3 separate regions of the Mus musculus genome follow, and regions 1 and 2 are each linked to region 3. The links are chromatin loops, found by intact Hi-C in ENCODE. Cell type or tissue: heart. All regions are shown on one strand. Each heading gives the region's core, and the rest is flanking DNA. Links, peaks and the distances in the headings are about the cores only.

Region 1 (5,516 bases), core at 1,503-4,002, 98 kb after region 3:
ATATAATGTATGAGTATGTATATAAATATGCCGTATATGTGTGAGTATATATATAATGTATGAGTATGTATATAAATATGCCGTATATGTGTGAGTATATGTATAATGTATGAGTATGTATATAAATATGCCGTATATGTGTGAGTATATATATAATGTATGAGTATGCATATAAATATGCCGTATATGTGTGAGTGTATATATAATGTATGAGTATGTATATAAATATGCCATATATGTGTGAGTGTATATATAATGTACGAGTATGTATATAAATATGCCGTATATGTGTGAGTATATGTATAATGTATGAGTATGTATATAAATATGCCGTATATGTGTGAGTGTATATATAATGTATGAGTATGTATATAAATATGCCGTATATGTGTGAGTATATATATATAATGTATGAGTATGTATATAAATATGCCGTATGTGTGAGTGAGTGAGTGTCCATGGAGACCAAAAGAATACATCAGATGCCCTGTGTTAGCTGCCCGGTGCAGGTGTGGAAATGGAGCAGGAACTACTCAATGTGGAGCTACCTGCCCAGCCCCTCTGAGAGCTTTCTTGTTTAGCCTATAAATGGCTTCACACACCAAGGCAGCAGAGTACCCAACATCACACAGAAATTTTCTACCTACAGACATAAGCATGACTCTAGATAGCGCCTTCTTTCTTATCTTTCAGCTAAGCTACCTTCTCACCTGTAATTTTCTCTAGCAGCGACACGTCTTGCACTTCCTGAGGCAGGGAAGCGATCTTCTGTCGGACAGTAGCATCCCCTGACGCAGCATTTTCCAGATCCTGCAAAGCTTTGATTAACTCCTCAGTCTACAAAAGGCAAAGGCAAATACTATTATCCACTAAGACATAAAGGGGTTAAAGAAAGACAGCTAGAGGCAAATGACAAAAATCACCATTCTGAGCATTAGAAACAAGCCAAAAGCTACATAAGCAACTGTGTTAGCTCCAGAACTTTGTGAATGGAAATGATATGGATTCTAAATGACATAAAATTATTTTAAGTCTACAAACACATAAATAAACCTCTACAGAATTCTGTTTAAAAAAAAAAATTAAAGAGCACATTTTTGGCAACTTAAGAATACAGATTCTAGTCCATACTGCTTAATTTCAAATGAAACACTATTTACAGTATAAAAGTCTATAATATAGAAAAAAAGGCACAAATGCCAGATGCTGAACAGCTGTGCTGGCTGATTAAATTCTTTCTAGAGTTTGTTTTACAAAATAAAAATCCCTGCCAATATTAAAATGTCAAATAAATTAACTCATTAAGAGTTAAAGACAAGAAAAGCATATCCTGTGTCTATCAAAAGGGTTTTACAAACCAGCACTTGGGAGGCAGAGGCAGGCGGATTTCTGAGTTTGAGGCCAGCCTGTTCTACAGAGTGAGTTCCAGGACAGCCAGGGCTACAAAGAGAAACCCTGTCTCAAAAAAAAAAAAAAACAAAAAACCAAAACAAACAAACAAAAAAAACCACGAGAAAGCATAGGGTGCTGACAGGTGGCAGAGCACAATGACCTAAGGACAGCTGGCTCTGTCGGCAATAGTCAGATTGCCCTGAAAGTTGATCGGCCACGGTCTTCCTCTTTAAAGGTTTTAGATGCAAAGATCTGACCTAACATTTCTATTACTTAATCCTGTCTCATCCATCGTTGAGTGTACAGTGCACACGCATATACTCATATGACCTATTTACCTATCCTATGTCCTGACCACAAATGACCACTCATATGACCACATATGACCACTCATATGACCTATTTACCTATCCTATGTCCTGACCACAAATGACCATGTAGAATACAGTTAAGATTAACACAAGGCAGTCTCAGACAGACAAGTGTGACGGCATACACCTGTCATCCCAGCTATGGGAAGCTGAGGCAGGAAGTCTCACTGTATAGCCAGGCTGATCTTAAACTCATAATCCTCCAGCCTCAGACTCCCCAGTACAAGTGTACAGCTGTAATCTGGCCACAGCAGGAAAATCTCAAGTTTAAAGTCAGCTGGCATTACACAGTGAGACTCTATCTCAAAACATTACAAATAAAACAAATAAAAAAAAGCACAATGACTCTGAATTATGACAGATCTTAATTCAAATTAAGATACTTGGCAAGTTACATAAATGCTACTTAATCTGTTTGTTTGTTTTGTGGCTCTTTTTTTTTTTTTTTTTACAATAAACAGATGAACCAAATCAAGCTTGTCTCATAAGGGACTATATGAGGCAACTGTATCCTTAAAGGCAAACTCCCTATTGCAATAAAGTAATAATAAAGAGAGTGCAGTAAATTTACTATCAGTGGCTACAAGACTGTCCTCAGATAATAGTAAGTTATCTGCTTATAAACAAGAATGCTATTAGTGGGCTGGAGAGATGGCTCAGCGGTTAACTGCATAGACTGCTCTTCCAGAGGTCCTGAGTTCAATTCCCAGCAACCACATGGTGGCTCATGGCCATCTGTAGTGGGAAATAATGCCCTCTTCTGGTGTGTCTAAAGAAAGCAATGGTATACTCATATACATAAAATAAGTAAATAAATCTTTAAAAAAAAGACTGTTCTTAGCAACATGCATAGCAAAATGCCTCAGAACATCTTTATTATATCCTTAAATCTACTTTTAGAGTATTTTTAACTTTTAAAAGACAAAGTCAAGTCCGAACATTTTATAAACATTAACCCATTGTAAAGTGGAGGTGTAAAAGGCAGGGTGAAGTCAGGTGTCTGGGAATCTCTGAGTGCGCTACTGCATCTGCTGCCCTTTGATAAGCCACACCACTGGTAACAGCACCACCTTGTGGTCATGATCTTCAGCTAAAGGCCACCTGGAGTCACTTTGTGCCTGGCATCACATACCAAGAGAGGGCCTGCAGAAGGGTCTTGGGGAGAGTAGCTTCCAGGGTAGTCATCATCTTCCTCCTCTTGTATCTGCTGAAAAGTTCGTTTTAGAGACTTCTTCTCTTCTGCTGCTAGGGAAAATAAAGAGACAAGTGTGAGCTGCATGTCCTACTTACATAAGCATCCAGTGCTCTGCACAATGACCACAGGCAAACACCGAGGGGAAAGGGAGTGTTCATTTTCAGAAATGGCTTCATGCTAACTGTCTTGCCAGTTATTTTAAATTGGTATAGCTCCTTATGTTACTGAAGAGACAAAAAGTTCCCAAACTTTGAGTCCAAGGAAATGCTACTGGAAGTGGTATGCCCCAATTATCATAATTAGAACCTTCTTCCCTTCAAAAGAAGTAAACATTAGGATGGTAAGACGCATGAGGCAATACAATGAAGTAAAGCAACATGTACGAGGCGACAGAGAATACACTGCACAGGAAACAGTTTTATGGTTTCCAAGGATCATTATAGAAAATAAATAGAAGGGAGAGATTCATCAACTATACTGTCAAAGACTTCAAGTACAAGTAACCTTTAAACTCTTTCTTTAAAACCAGAATAAACTAAATTTTACTATAAAATTTAAAACTATTACTGAGAAATGTGATTGTACCACTGGAAGAAATTATTTACAATTCCATTCTAGAATTAACTACTTTTGAGCCTGGCAAGTTGCATTCTTTATTATCTGTCCCCTGTGCTTTTATATGATTATGATAGATGTGTTAATTCTAAAATCATTTCTATTGCATCACATTGGGCAACACAAAACAAGAAAAACAATTGAGGGAAATAAATCTAAATGATAAATCTGCATTTAACAGAAATATTGGACACCAAGTATGTGCAGGGCATTGCAATGGTTTCTTTACCTTCATCTTTCCAACAATTTTGACAGAGCATTACATTACAAGAGGAAAAAGACCCAGGGAGGTTAAACAACTCTCTGGCATGACAGCCTCACCAGTACTTCTTCCACTGTATGCAAGTACAGTTATCTGTCAAAAAGGGGATACCAGGCACCTGCCTTGGAACTTGCTACACGTACAGAGTAACTCCCCAGGGAGGGTGTGCACATGTGCACTTAAGTCTCTTCTGGAACTAAGGATGCAGCTCCCACTTTCCATCTTACACATTAATTAGCTAAGTTGTGACAGGAAGGCCAGGCAATAGCATGAATTGCTTTTTTTTTCCTTATGGTTTTGCTTGTTGGAGAGAAGGAGAAAGTAGGCAGCCACATTTACAATGGAGGCTATCCTTGTTTCACACAATGCTAGTGCAGAGGACTCTCTCAGGTCAGTGAAGCCACAGTCCTCAGCAGCACACTGCAGCTCTCACCGCCTAGGCTATAACTCTGAGTCCTGGGATTACGTGAGTTTTCTAATATTTCAGTTCCCAAAACACAAATCAAGAACCAATCCCTACTTGTCTGCCATGTCTGTCAGTGACAGGCACATCAGTTCCTCAGCTGTGCCATCCCATTTCTCAGTGACAGAAACCATCTGACATTTCATAACAATAATAAGTAGAGAACTGGCCATAACGATAAAAGCACAACAAAGAAGCTGCGATGGAAGCCATGGAGGAACTGAATCTGAAGGTCACCACTGAGAGGAGCTGGGGAGCAAGTGCTTGAGAGGCAGAAGGAAGAGGGGCCTGGTGATGCCGACTCAGCAGCAAAAGGGAAGAGAGGATGATGGTGGAAGAAGTGACCCCACAAAAACACTTGACACCACAGCAACTTTCAGAGTATATCTAGTGACAAAAACTTGAAATCTTAGCTGGACAGAAGTTCGAGACAATTAAGTAAAAAGTAAATAGTCAAAAGGGGATGTTAGCTCACTGTGTTAGCTCACTGGCAGAACCCTTGGCTGACACATGTGGAGCCCTTTGTGAAAGCCCCAGCCTTCAAATTATTAAATATTAAAAATAAAAATTAACTCTTAGTATTTTAAAACACCGAAGGCAAGACAGTTCAAACTACTCTCCATATATTTTGTTACAGTGAAAGTTACTTTATTTCAATGTTTATTTTCGGTTTTTCTCTAGTGCTGACAATGGAATTTAGGGCCTTGCCCTTCCAGGCTGACCCTATTACTCAGCATCCTAGATACTGGTTTACTGAGAGAGAGCCTTTGCTCTGCAGCTCAAGCTGGCTCAGGCTGGTCTCAAACTAGCAATCCTCCTGCCTCTGTCTCCTGAGTCCTAGAACTTCAGGAATGTACCACTGTGCATAGCAAAGCAACTATTAGTTTTACTCTTTTTCTGTTCACTATACATTTGTAGGCAGCATCTTAGCTGACAAAACAAAAACGCACAGAAATGAAATTTTCTACTTGGATTAAGTTCTTTTTGCATAGTTTCCATTCACACAATAAATTTTTATAGTTTTGAAAAGCAAAGACTGGTATATAGTTAAGTGAAAAGCCCACTAGCATATGGCCTACATATGAACCTCACAGAACTGTGTGCGCAGTAGCTACTTAATGTGGCATGTGGTACAACCTGCACACACTTAGCCACGATAGCAGAGCAGTGCATGTGAAAGAGTTCACCAGAGTATGAACATAAGAGCAAAATAAAATT
Region 2 (5,516 bases), core at 975-3,474, 81 kb after region 3:
CTAGGTCATGAAATGGGTGCTCTGCGAGAGCAGTGCACACTTCTTGGGACCACTGAGCCATCTGCCCCACTCCTTACTTTTTTTTTTTTTAAGGTAGTCTCATCTTAAGACTTAAAGCTACCCTTGAGCTCATATCACAATCCTCCTTCCTCAGCCTTCTGAATTCAGAGATTACAGCTGTGTATACCTGCATTACAAAAAGAAACAGAGATGTAACTTCTAGGCTGCAAAGCATTCAACCATCCTGCAGCTTCCCCTTTCCCAAAGCACCAGCTCTGAAGTGAGAGTAGAGGCCCAGCTTAACAGCAGGGCATTCACACAGACTAAAATAGCACACACTGGGGCAAACAGTTAGCTACCACAGCTCAAATGTCTGTCATCTGAACCCTACTCTTAAAATTATGCTCACTCAAGTCAGTGTTCTAAGTATCTGCCATTCCCCACAGCTGTCACTAATGCAAACAAGATCACTTAAAAGCCAGAAGCCAGCCCACTCTGCCTAATTAACTCTTCACTATTCACTCCTTACAAACAAAACAAAACAAACACTCTCCTTAACTTGGGGGTGGGGAGCTGCATCTGTAAGTTTCAGAAGAGAATGACAGCTCCTAAGACAGAGGTGGAGTAGGGGGAAGACCCTGAAACAGACACCCTCCAGTATGCAGAAGGACACACAGAAACAGCTCTAGAAATCTACAGGAAAATCATCCAAACACCAGTTACCAAAAGAGGTACAGAATAAAATGGAGAGGAAGAGTGAAGAGAGAAACGCTCACAAGGGAGCGGAGGAATCCGAACTGCTCACAGCTTCTTTTAGCAAGGAAAGTAGTTATGCAAAGTAAACAAACAAACAAACAAACCCAAGACTTAGAAACTCTACACATCACATCTTATTTTACAAATTTCTCTTTGTGGGGAGAAATGTGCCTCACCACATATAGCCCAGGTTTGCAATGGCCTGCAACTTAGGATCCTTTTGCCTCAACTTCTCACTGTTGGAATTACAGGTCTGTTCCACCATGCTTGGCTCTCCATTTTAAATTTAACAGAAAGAAATTAAATTAAAACTAATTCTTTGTAGTTATAAAGTAATGAGATGATGATTTTTTTCTTTATATATATCATCCAGGTTTTCTCTGGTTTATTATTTTTATAAAGAGGAGAAAAAAAAAAAAGAAAGAACAGAATATTCGGAGTAAGAATGGCTAAATAGCAAGAATTGGGGGAGAGGTAGAGCCGGCTTGAAACCTGCACACTGTATGTGCCACCTACTCCATCTCTGCAGGGCTGCTCAGAGGGGGGTTCAAGGCTGCCAGTACTGGGTTGGGTGTAGCTCAATGACACAGCACTTGCCAAGCATGAGTGAGGTCCTGGGTTTCAACCCTGAGCCCTATATGCGCTTGCACTCACACATACCACTCATATCTTGCTAGATGTAGATCTGGCCAGAACTATTAGGGTTGGCGAAGAGAAAGGACCAAGAGGAGTCCAATACCCCAATGTCCAGCCCCATGCCACTCATGGAACTTCAAATACCAACTCAACAAGGTGTCCTCACAGATTGGAGGAAAACATGAAGGAGTGGGGATGGAGGAGACTTCCCTAACAAAGCAGGTGACAAGGCAGGGAACAAGCCTGCTATGGAAAGGATCCAAGTACCAGACCCTGTGATCACCTGGCAGGAGCGAGCAAAATCGCCTGCTTCAGTATCCGTTCTAACTGCCCTTAGAGCTGACAACACTCGTCTAGTGAGGTCAGAGCTGTGCCCTGCAAGTGCAGGTATTCAGGGCCACTTGACTGTCCTGACAAGCTCCGTGTGAGGCAGGTCTAGTCACATTCACTAAGGTCAGGAGATCTCTCACTGACACTATGACCTTGAGCTCCTTATATAAACCTAGAGATTAATTCCTTTATAAAAGACAAGACTAATTCTTTTATGATTGCTTGCATTTACTATAAGGGACAGTGAGATAAGATACTGGTTTTGATCATGTGTGAAAGAGGAAGAATATATTCCAAAGCTGGGCAAAAGAACTCTCTATCTCCACCTACTGTTTGTCCCACTGTTGAAACAATGGTTTCTAAGCATCTGCACCCTGAGGAAGAGATGCTGCCAAAACCAACAGGCCATCAGTGTGGTTTAGAAATTCCTTGACTGGAGCCAAAGAATTTCCCGAGTTGTTAAAACCTGCAGTGAACAGAAATACAAAGAGTCACACAGCAATGCTGGATTCTACATCATTCTGCCCTCCCAGCTGTGTTGTCTGAAGTCAAATTCTTAAGGATTCATTACAGGCCAGGAAGAGGTGACAAGTGCAGAGAAACAGCCACAGCCCGAGTTCATCAGGTCATTTCTCCCTTGCCTCCAGAGCATGCGCATAGGCAATAGATAGAGGGCAGCAAGGGGCAGGGTAGATTCAACACTCACAAGTCATTCTGGGATGCTTGCCTGCAGTCACTGCTACCTCCCTGCATAAGGTTATCATTGTTCCACAACAGGATGCTTTGGAACCGTCTAAATGACTCAACTCTGGCTACTCTCGTAGAAGAATAAGATGTCTTCCTGCTGTTTGTCTCATGGAATGAAGTTTCAAGAACAAAAACTTACAAAAGTTACCAGATATGTGTCCTGTATTCTATTCCTGCCCTGTAGCTAGCTTCCTCCTCTGGGTCCGAGTTCCTTCACCAATTCATAAATCAAACCACAAGACCTTTAAAATCCCTTTAGCTCAATAATTCCGTTACATGGATATCCAGGCACCTGTGTCACTCTGCTTTGTAATGTGGGTACCCTGGTAACTTTGCAGAGGGTACATATGCATGCCTTCTAGAGATGAGGAGTACCACTGGCTTGACCAGGGAGACTTACGGTGCCTACACAGTGCCAAACACACCAGTAAGTGACACTCTGCTATGCTTATTAAAATTCTGCTGCAGAGATTAAAGTGGGCTTAGTGTAAGGCCATCTAGCTTTTATTCACGGCCTAAGAGACAAGACCCCACCACCATAGGGATTAAATGGAACTACTCGTAAAACTCAAATGGATTTCTTTTCTTTTGCAGAAATTAAAAAGGTGATGGCAAGTCCTAAATTGATACAGAATTTTAAGAGCTCTTACACAAAACAACACAGGGGGAAACAGACTGAAGACATGTGCTTCTCACTTTCAAACTTCCTACAGAGCTGGACACTAAAGTGAGGTGCCATCGGAAGGCATGCAGACATCCGTGGTACACACCGGAGAATGCATACATCTATGGCCAATCATTTTTTGACAAGGGTGTCAGGGTGTCACACATTCAGTTGGAGGAAAAAGCAGTCATTTCAACAAATCCTGCTGGGCAAATGAACAGCTTCTCTTATCAGGAGCTGACTCTCTTCCTCACACCATATACAAAACTCATGTCAGACACTAAAGCTCCTAAAAAGCACAATGAGGAATCTTCATGTCTTACAACTGGCCAATGGTTTCTTAGATGCAACATCCAAAACAAGACCAACAGGAAAAATTAGAGTAAAATTGAAACTCATTAAAATAAAAATAATTTAAAAAATAAATAAATAAAAATAACCTTCACAGTAGGAAAAAATTTATGCAAATGTTGTCTGGTAAGAACACAACTATCTGAATACATAAAGAACACACAGACTCAAACTGCAAATAACCCAACTTGAAAGCGTACAAAGCGACTTGAATAGACATGCTTGCCACAAGGACACCTAAGGTCCTGGATTAGGCAATGATGCTCATCACTACTGCTATTCTGAGAAACACCAATCAATCACCACAGGTACAAGTTCACAGTCCCAGGCTGGTTAGGGGAAAAAAGTGGTAAGTATTGGCAGGAATGTGAAGACCTGAAGCAGAAACTAAGCAGCCATCATGGGCAACCGTTTGGCATGTGAGTGTCAAAAGGTTAAATACAGAATCACTATTGCAATTTGATCTGGCAATCCCAACCCTAGTATAACACATACCCAAGAGAAATGAAAACATGTCTACAAAAACTTGTTATGTGACTATCTACAGAAGCATTATTCATTGTTCACTGTAACCAAAAAGTAGATGTGACTCAAATGCCATTCAATAATAATGAACACATTGTGGCAGATCCATATAACAGGTACTAGCTACTACTATTGCAATAATTATCAATATTTGCACTAATATTTATCCTCAGTAGGAACACAGTACTAGTACATGGAACTTTGTGGATAAACCTCAAATTATTACCTAACTGAAAGAAGAGACACGAGTATGTAAAATCCCCAGGAGAAGCACTGTCCAGACAGAAAGCATATTAGTGGTTCCCAGGAGCAGAGAGGGTGAGGGCACAGGGAGTGACTGCCTAACAGGGATGGGGTTCCCCTCTGCAGTGATGAAAATGTTTGAGTCTTTACAGAGGATAGCTGCTCTGTACTAGGAAGTACTAAATGTCACTGAAATGTACGCTCTTGCAAATGGTTCACTTTATGTTTTGCAATTTCACCTCAACCTACAAACAAATCTCTAGCCAGGAATTCATTTAGAGCTCTGTCCTTATGGCAGTCTGTATACCATAGCCAGCCCCTTCTGGTCTAGATGGACACACACCATGGTTTAATGTATGAAGCTGCTGTGCTGGGAGGTGAGACTGCAGGCACCTGACTTCTTGTTTTGTTTTACTTTAAAGCTTGTACAAGCAACTTCTCTCTTCCACCTTTCCCCCATCCCATCCTGATAGCTCTGATGAACATATGCATATTTCATCCAAAATGACAGGACAGGAACTCTGATCAACCTGCTCAGACTAAGACTTGTGAGCTTTAAGCACCTGCTTGGCCCAAGAGTCACCTTTGTCAGCAAGAAACAAAAGTTCCCTTGTTCTGACAGTCATGTCTGGAAGCTGTTCTGGTACCTTTGGCTTTTACCCTTTTCAGTCCACCTTGCTTTAGACCCCACACTGTAGCTGTGAGTAACACCAGTCCCTTCCAGTCTTCTTTTCTATTTCTAGGTTTTCGGCACAAAGTACTGCAGATTTGCATTAGCTGTCCCTTTGACCTTGCTTGTAGTTTAGGAGAAGAGTGGTACAATAGTGCCAACCATGACACTCAGAAGCATAAAATGGCTTAAAAAAGCCATCATTTCTAAATGAATCCTAATTCCACTTAAAGGAAAAAGGAAGGGCAGCTGCACAAAGGGGAAACCGTATGATTTTCTCCCACAGTCACCTTTACTAATACCTTCTCTGCAACCAGATATGAAATCAAATCTCTCACATCACTTAATGGACCTAGAAACAGCTCTCTCTATAGGAAAAGATGACTTCCCCTAAGGAATCGGAGTCAAGAGCAAGCATTTTCTGAGAACAAGTATGCTCCTAGTGCTATGACCACAGTCAAAGAGCACAATGCCCACCAGACCTAAGGAGGTTGGCTAAGGTGGCTGGTGTTTAGAAAGTACTTGTGCATTTGACACTGTGCATACATCATTAATAAACATATAGTCAAATTAATGTTATTCATACATTTCTCT
Region 3 (4,919 bases), core at 2,420-4,919:
CTGTCCCACCCTTGGCTCCCCTCCCTTTCATGAAACTCAGAGTCACCTCTGGCCCAGGGACCTTTGCCCTACGGGAATGGACAACGTCTGGGAGCCCAGTCATGCTGTGTGACCTCAGATTTGCTCAATCTCTGAGTCTAATCTTCCCCTTCTTCCTATCCTTCCTTGTTATTTTTCCCTCCAGCCTTTTCTAGCTCATCCTTCTTTTATTTTATTTTTATTTTTTATTTTTTTCTGTAATGTCAAAGATGTTTTGGACACCCACAGTCTGTGACAGACCACAGGTCAGATGCATCAGCCACAGCCCGGAGGACTTCCCTTACTGGGAGGAGACTGACACAGGCCCCTGAGGGCTTCCCTAAGGCTGGTAGAGACAAACCTTGTATCTGATGCACTTGACTATGTGAAGTTAGGCCGTCACCTCACCTCTTGCCTCTCTTACATCATTCAACAAATGAGCAAAACTCATGTCGTGAGGCTTCCACAGAGTTCATGGCCATACATGGAGAATTCGAGTATCTGAAAGCTCACCGTTGACACTCCTGTGACACCAGCCTCCTTTCAGATGAGACCCAGTACTGAGGCCTATAGGATTCAGCGCTCTGGCTCAGGCACAGAGTCCTTGGGGGGACAGGGAGCCCTTCAGAGCATCCCAGCAAACAGTGTCAGTATTGTGACCTGCTTCTTGTCCCCTGGGACCCCCACTTTGTGAGAGAGTACCAGACATCTTCATCACGAAGTTCCTGGTCATGTTTACTGATTCTTTACTATGGGACCAACACTGGGTAAACAATACCTAATCCCCTCAGCTGGAGATGCGCCCATTTCGCAGAGGAGAGCCAGAGCTCAGAAAGGTCTAACAGCTTGAGGATGCTCCCATAAACAATAGTGAGCTCCATGCACTTCCTGCTCAGACAACTGCACAGTCCGTTCCCAGCAAAGCATGGCAAAGGGTTCCACACAGTGCTCTCCAGGGACCTGCAACCCTCCACCACCTTCTCCACACCCCACCACCAAGGCACTTCTGAGATTTTTTTTTTAATTTAAAAAATAATTTAGTTTTATGTACATTGGTGTTTTGGCTGCATGTGTGGATGTGTGTGTGTGCATGTGTGTGTGTGTGCATGTGTGTGCATGTGTGTGCGTGTGTGTGTGTGCGTGTGTGTGTGTGCATGTGTGTGTGTGCATGTGTGTGCGTGTGTGTGTGTGCATGTGTGTGTGTGCATGTGTGTGTGCGTGTGTGTGTGTGTGTGTGTGTGTGTGTGTGTGTGTGTGTGAGAGAGAGAGAGAGAGAGATCTTGGAGTTACAGACAGTTATGACCTTCCATGTGGGCCCTGGGTGTTAGATCTTAAAGTTACAGAGAGTTGTAAGTTTCCATGTAGGGACCAGGAATTGAGCCCAGGTCTTCTGCAAGAGCAGCCAAGTGCCCCCCAAACCAATAAGCCATTTCTCCAGCCCCCACTTCTGAGTCTTATCTGCCCCTGTGAGGTATGACACAGCAAGGTCTCATAGACCTTCTCAACTGAACACTGAAGTCAGAGTCAGGCAAAGGACCCAAGTCACAGGACTGAGAACCAAGTCTCTGAATCCAGTTCTGCCCTAGCCCCTGCCTGCCACCTTACTTAAGTCAATGGACCCAGTCCAGTATGGTGGCTTAAGGCCCTGAGCCACCACTCAGTTGGCTACAGTTCTGTAGAAAAGACAGAGAAAGGATGCAGTGTTGGCCACGGGGTGAGGAGCAAGCCTGCAGTTTCATGCTGAGTCTCTCACAGGCACCCCAAATAACTGGTGGGACACCCCCACCATCTGTTCAGTGAATCACAGCTTGCTAATCCTGACCCCACTGGGACCTCTCACAGTGACCCCCATGCATGCCTCCATTGTACGATGGGTGGGAGATACAATGGTTAAGGGAGGCCCAAGCCACACCACTGTTGGGGAACCTAGACAGGACTTTAAGGAGGAAGGGCTGCCACCATACAAATAGGAACAAAGGGACATGATGGTAGCAAGAGTGACCAGGCCTCCACATCAGCCCTAGGAGGGCTGGCTGTGGGTTCTATGGTAGTCACAGCAGGGGTCTGGATGACTTCATAACATACCTGTTCTCTGAGGCACTTGGGTGGAGACAAGGGTAGGAAGAATGCGTCCTTCTAGGATGGGAAAGGTCAGCGGACACAGCTCTTACCTTCTCTGACAGGGCTGACACTCTTAGGCCAGCCTGGGCTCAAGAGTCCCTAGTGTTGACCACTTTGACTATGCCCCATTCAAACTCATGAGGAATGAATTCTTGTCCTTATTCCTCACAGGATGGAATGGAGGCCCCCAAAGGCGAGATACCTCCCTGAGCCCCTAACTGTCAGGGGCAGCATGCGTAATCAAGAATTGCCTCTTGTCTGGTGGTCACTCGCCAACTCCTCCCTCTGGTCCTTCACCAGTCACAGGGAGCAATTTCTATAACAACTACCATAAAGTGGGGTGACCCCGGGGTCCCCAAGGACTGTATGGGCTTGTCTTGGCACCCTGAGTCACACTCAAATAGAGTCTGGGGGTATCCTCTCAGGTCAAAGCGGCCAGTCATGCAATGTGTTCCAGAAGAAGGGCTAGAGGGATTCACAGGCCTATGCCTTTTCAAGAAGTCGCCCACTCAGGCTCCATGGTGGTAAGGGAGCTTAGCAAGCTGTCATCAGAGAAGCCAGGATGGAGTTGGTCCATGGGAAGGGTCAGCGGTACGGTGGTCCCTGGGCTCTTCTGGCTGTAGTTCACAGTGGGCTAGCACAGGGAGAGGGATGGGAACAGGGATAGGCAAGAGGATGGGCGAGCAATGGGTGGGTGGGGGAATTATCGGAATGAGTGGCTGGGTGGGACAGGAAGGGTATGGGTGTCTGTGGGAGTCCGCGTGCCAGTACCTGCACCCCTGTCTGCCAAGAGTCTATAAGCACCCACATCCAGATACCTACGCATTTGAGGGTTATATGTGGCTTCGTGGAAACCCAGCCCCGTGTCTGGCTATGCCTATGTCCTGGCTCTCTAGGTTTGCAATGTGACTTAATGTGGGATGTTCCTTTAAGCATTGTGTGTCCAAAATTGTTAGTTGATTCTATGGGACTATGTGTGGATCTCTATGGTTATCTGTCGGCTTGGTTGTGTGTGTGTGTGCCTGCTCCATGTGCATGTGTGTATGGCATGTTCATGTGTTTGCATGCAGTATGTGTGTGTATAGTATACATGTGTAGATGGTTTATGTGTATGTATGGATGTGGTATGTATGTGCATACGTATCTGTGTGTGTGTGTGTGTGTGTGTGTGTGTGTGTGTGTGTGTGTGTGGTATATTCATGTATATGTGTGGAGAGGTGCGTGTTCTTGGCCACTGGTTTGGCTTGTGGAGCATATCTCTGTGTCTAGGGTATTGGTCACACGCTCCAGGTGTCTGTTCCGAGGTCGTCCTGTGTCCAGCAGGGGGCGCTCCCGGCAGCCTTAGTTCCCGGACAGACAGCCGGGGGTGTCCGCCCCGCCCCGCCCGGGGCCCGCCCGGCCGCCCGGCCGCCCTGGGCTATAAGTTCGCGCCGCGCGGCTGGTCCGCAGCACCGCGCTGGTGATCCTCGCTTGAGTGTCCCGCTGCGTCTGAGCTGTCGCCGCTAGCCTGGCCATGGCAGAGGGTGAGTGCCTGGGCCGCGGGGAGGTAGAGTCGGGAGCAGGCTGGGCTGTCTCCAAAGCTCCAGAGGAGAGCGACAGGTGGGCCAATGGGAGGCACCTTGCTGGCCCTGAATTGTTGGCCTCAGTTTTCCCCACCCCAGGGCATAGCCGTTAATTCTGCCCCTTGGATGAGGTGAAAATGCTACCCAGAAGGTGTACTGGGAAGGGTGAGTTACTGTCATGGGTCTCCCAATAAGTAGTTAAGAACTGGGTCCCTGCTGTGTGCCAGGTGCAGGGGAGCCACTCAGGGATGCTGGCCAGCGCAGGGGGCACTTGGCTTTTCTCTGTGCCTGGAAAGGGGTACAACTTTCCTGGCTGATTCTGTGGTCTCAATTCCAGCATCTGGTGGAGCGCCACTGAAGCCAGGCCTGCCTGTTCTTTCAGGTCCTCTTGAGCCCTCGTGTTCTCCAAGCCCAGATTCTCCTTGTCCACTTGTTGAAGCTCAGGGTTCTCTGCTGTAAGTTAGGGGCAGTTGGACCAGCCTTGGTACAGCCACAGGGCTGAGAAGAGTGGAGAGGGTCCAGGGTCCTGTTCATTCCCTGCCTGCCTCCTTCACATGTGCTCACATGTGTGCATGGGAAACACTCGGGATCACATGAGTCAGGACTTGTACAATGGAGGATGTTCCTAACACGGTCAGACCAGAATCCCAGCTGACTATAAGGTCAAGTCCATTCAGGGATGGCATCTGCCTGCACTGTGACCTCAGAGAAGGGACATGAGGCAAGAGAGGGGATGTTCAGAGGGACCTGAAGCAAACAGGGAAATTCCAGAGGCCTCGGTCACTCCTTTTTCTGAAACCTCAACAGGCTGTGAAGTGTCACCAAAGGGGCTGCTTATCTGCAAGGCAGTTTTCCATCCCTATCCCCAAAATCTGGGGGACCTCAGAGACAGCCCCGGATTACTCTGCTGGGGCTTCCTCCACCAAGGTTCCCCCTGGCCTCTATGACTCTGAACCCTGGCTACTGCACCCTTCAGCCTGTGTGGGTGGGGTACTCCACCCTGTCTCCCCAGGCCAGGGGATGGTTGCCACCAGGGCTTCTAGAAAAATGGCCTTTTTCCTGCTTGAGCCTTCCAACGTTGAGGATTTTGTGGGTCTGCCCAGCCTCAGTGGCAGTGGCGTTAACTTCTTTGCTGTGGTGTGGTCGGTCATTACCAGGCACCTGCTTTTTGATTTGTAGCAAGGGCCACAGACCTTTCACTTGAGGTGGTTTTTGTAG

Evidence for each region. Peaks named below come from ENCODE experiments on the same cell type or tissue, not always from the same donor. Only the 100,000 strongest peaks of a DNase experiment are listed, where the experiment ranks them.
Region 1: a loop joins it to region 3, with 5 times the contacts of the local background. A loop is called at or near these places in 7 of 42 quality-filtered maps.
Region 2: it touches region 3 in a loop (7-fold over the local background); 10 of 42 quality-filtered maps call a loop at or near these places.

What each region holds. Positions count from the first base shown.
Region 1 is chr2:158,045,408-158,050,923 of GRCm38, reverse strand. Rprd1b (regulation of nuclear pre-mRNA domain containing 1B) reads right to left here. Exons shown (of 7, transcript NM_001291134.1): 4 at 2,896-3,008; 5 at 711-837. Among named protein-coding and RNA genes, the nearest start is that of Rprd1b, 20 kb to the right of the region's middle. In heart, for the core only: a CTCF peak has its summit at 2,841 (motif pointing left); a DNase peak (open chromatin) is centred at 2,853.
Region 2 is chr2:158,061,500-158,067,015 of GRCm38, reverse strand. All of the region lies in intron 6 of Rprd1b (regulation of nuclear pre-mRNA domain containing 1B), which reads right to left. Among named protein-coding and RNA genes, the nearest start is that of 2010009K17Rik, 28 kb to the left of the region's middle. In heart, for the core only: a CTCF peak has its summit at 2,062; DNase peaks (open chromatin) are centred at 1,705 and 2,325; H3K27ac peaks cover 2,187 bases.
Region 3 is chr2:158,145,034-158,149,952 of GRCm38, reverse strand. Tgm2 (transglutaminase 2, C polypeptide) reads left to right here and starts at 3,561. Exons shown (of 13, transcript NM_009373.3): 1 at 3,561-3,662. The coding sequence starts at 3,653. In heart, for the core only: a CTCF peak has its summit at 3,477 (motif pointing right); DNase peaks (open chromatin) are centred at 2,782, 3,612 and 4,322; H3K4me3 peaks cover 1,691 bases; H3K27ac peaks cover 2,066 bases.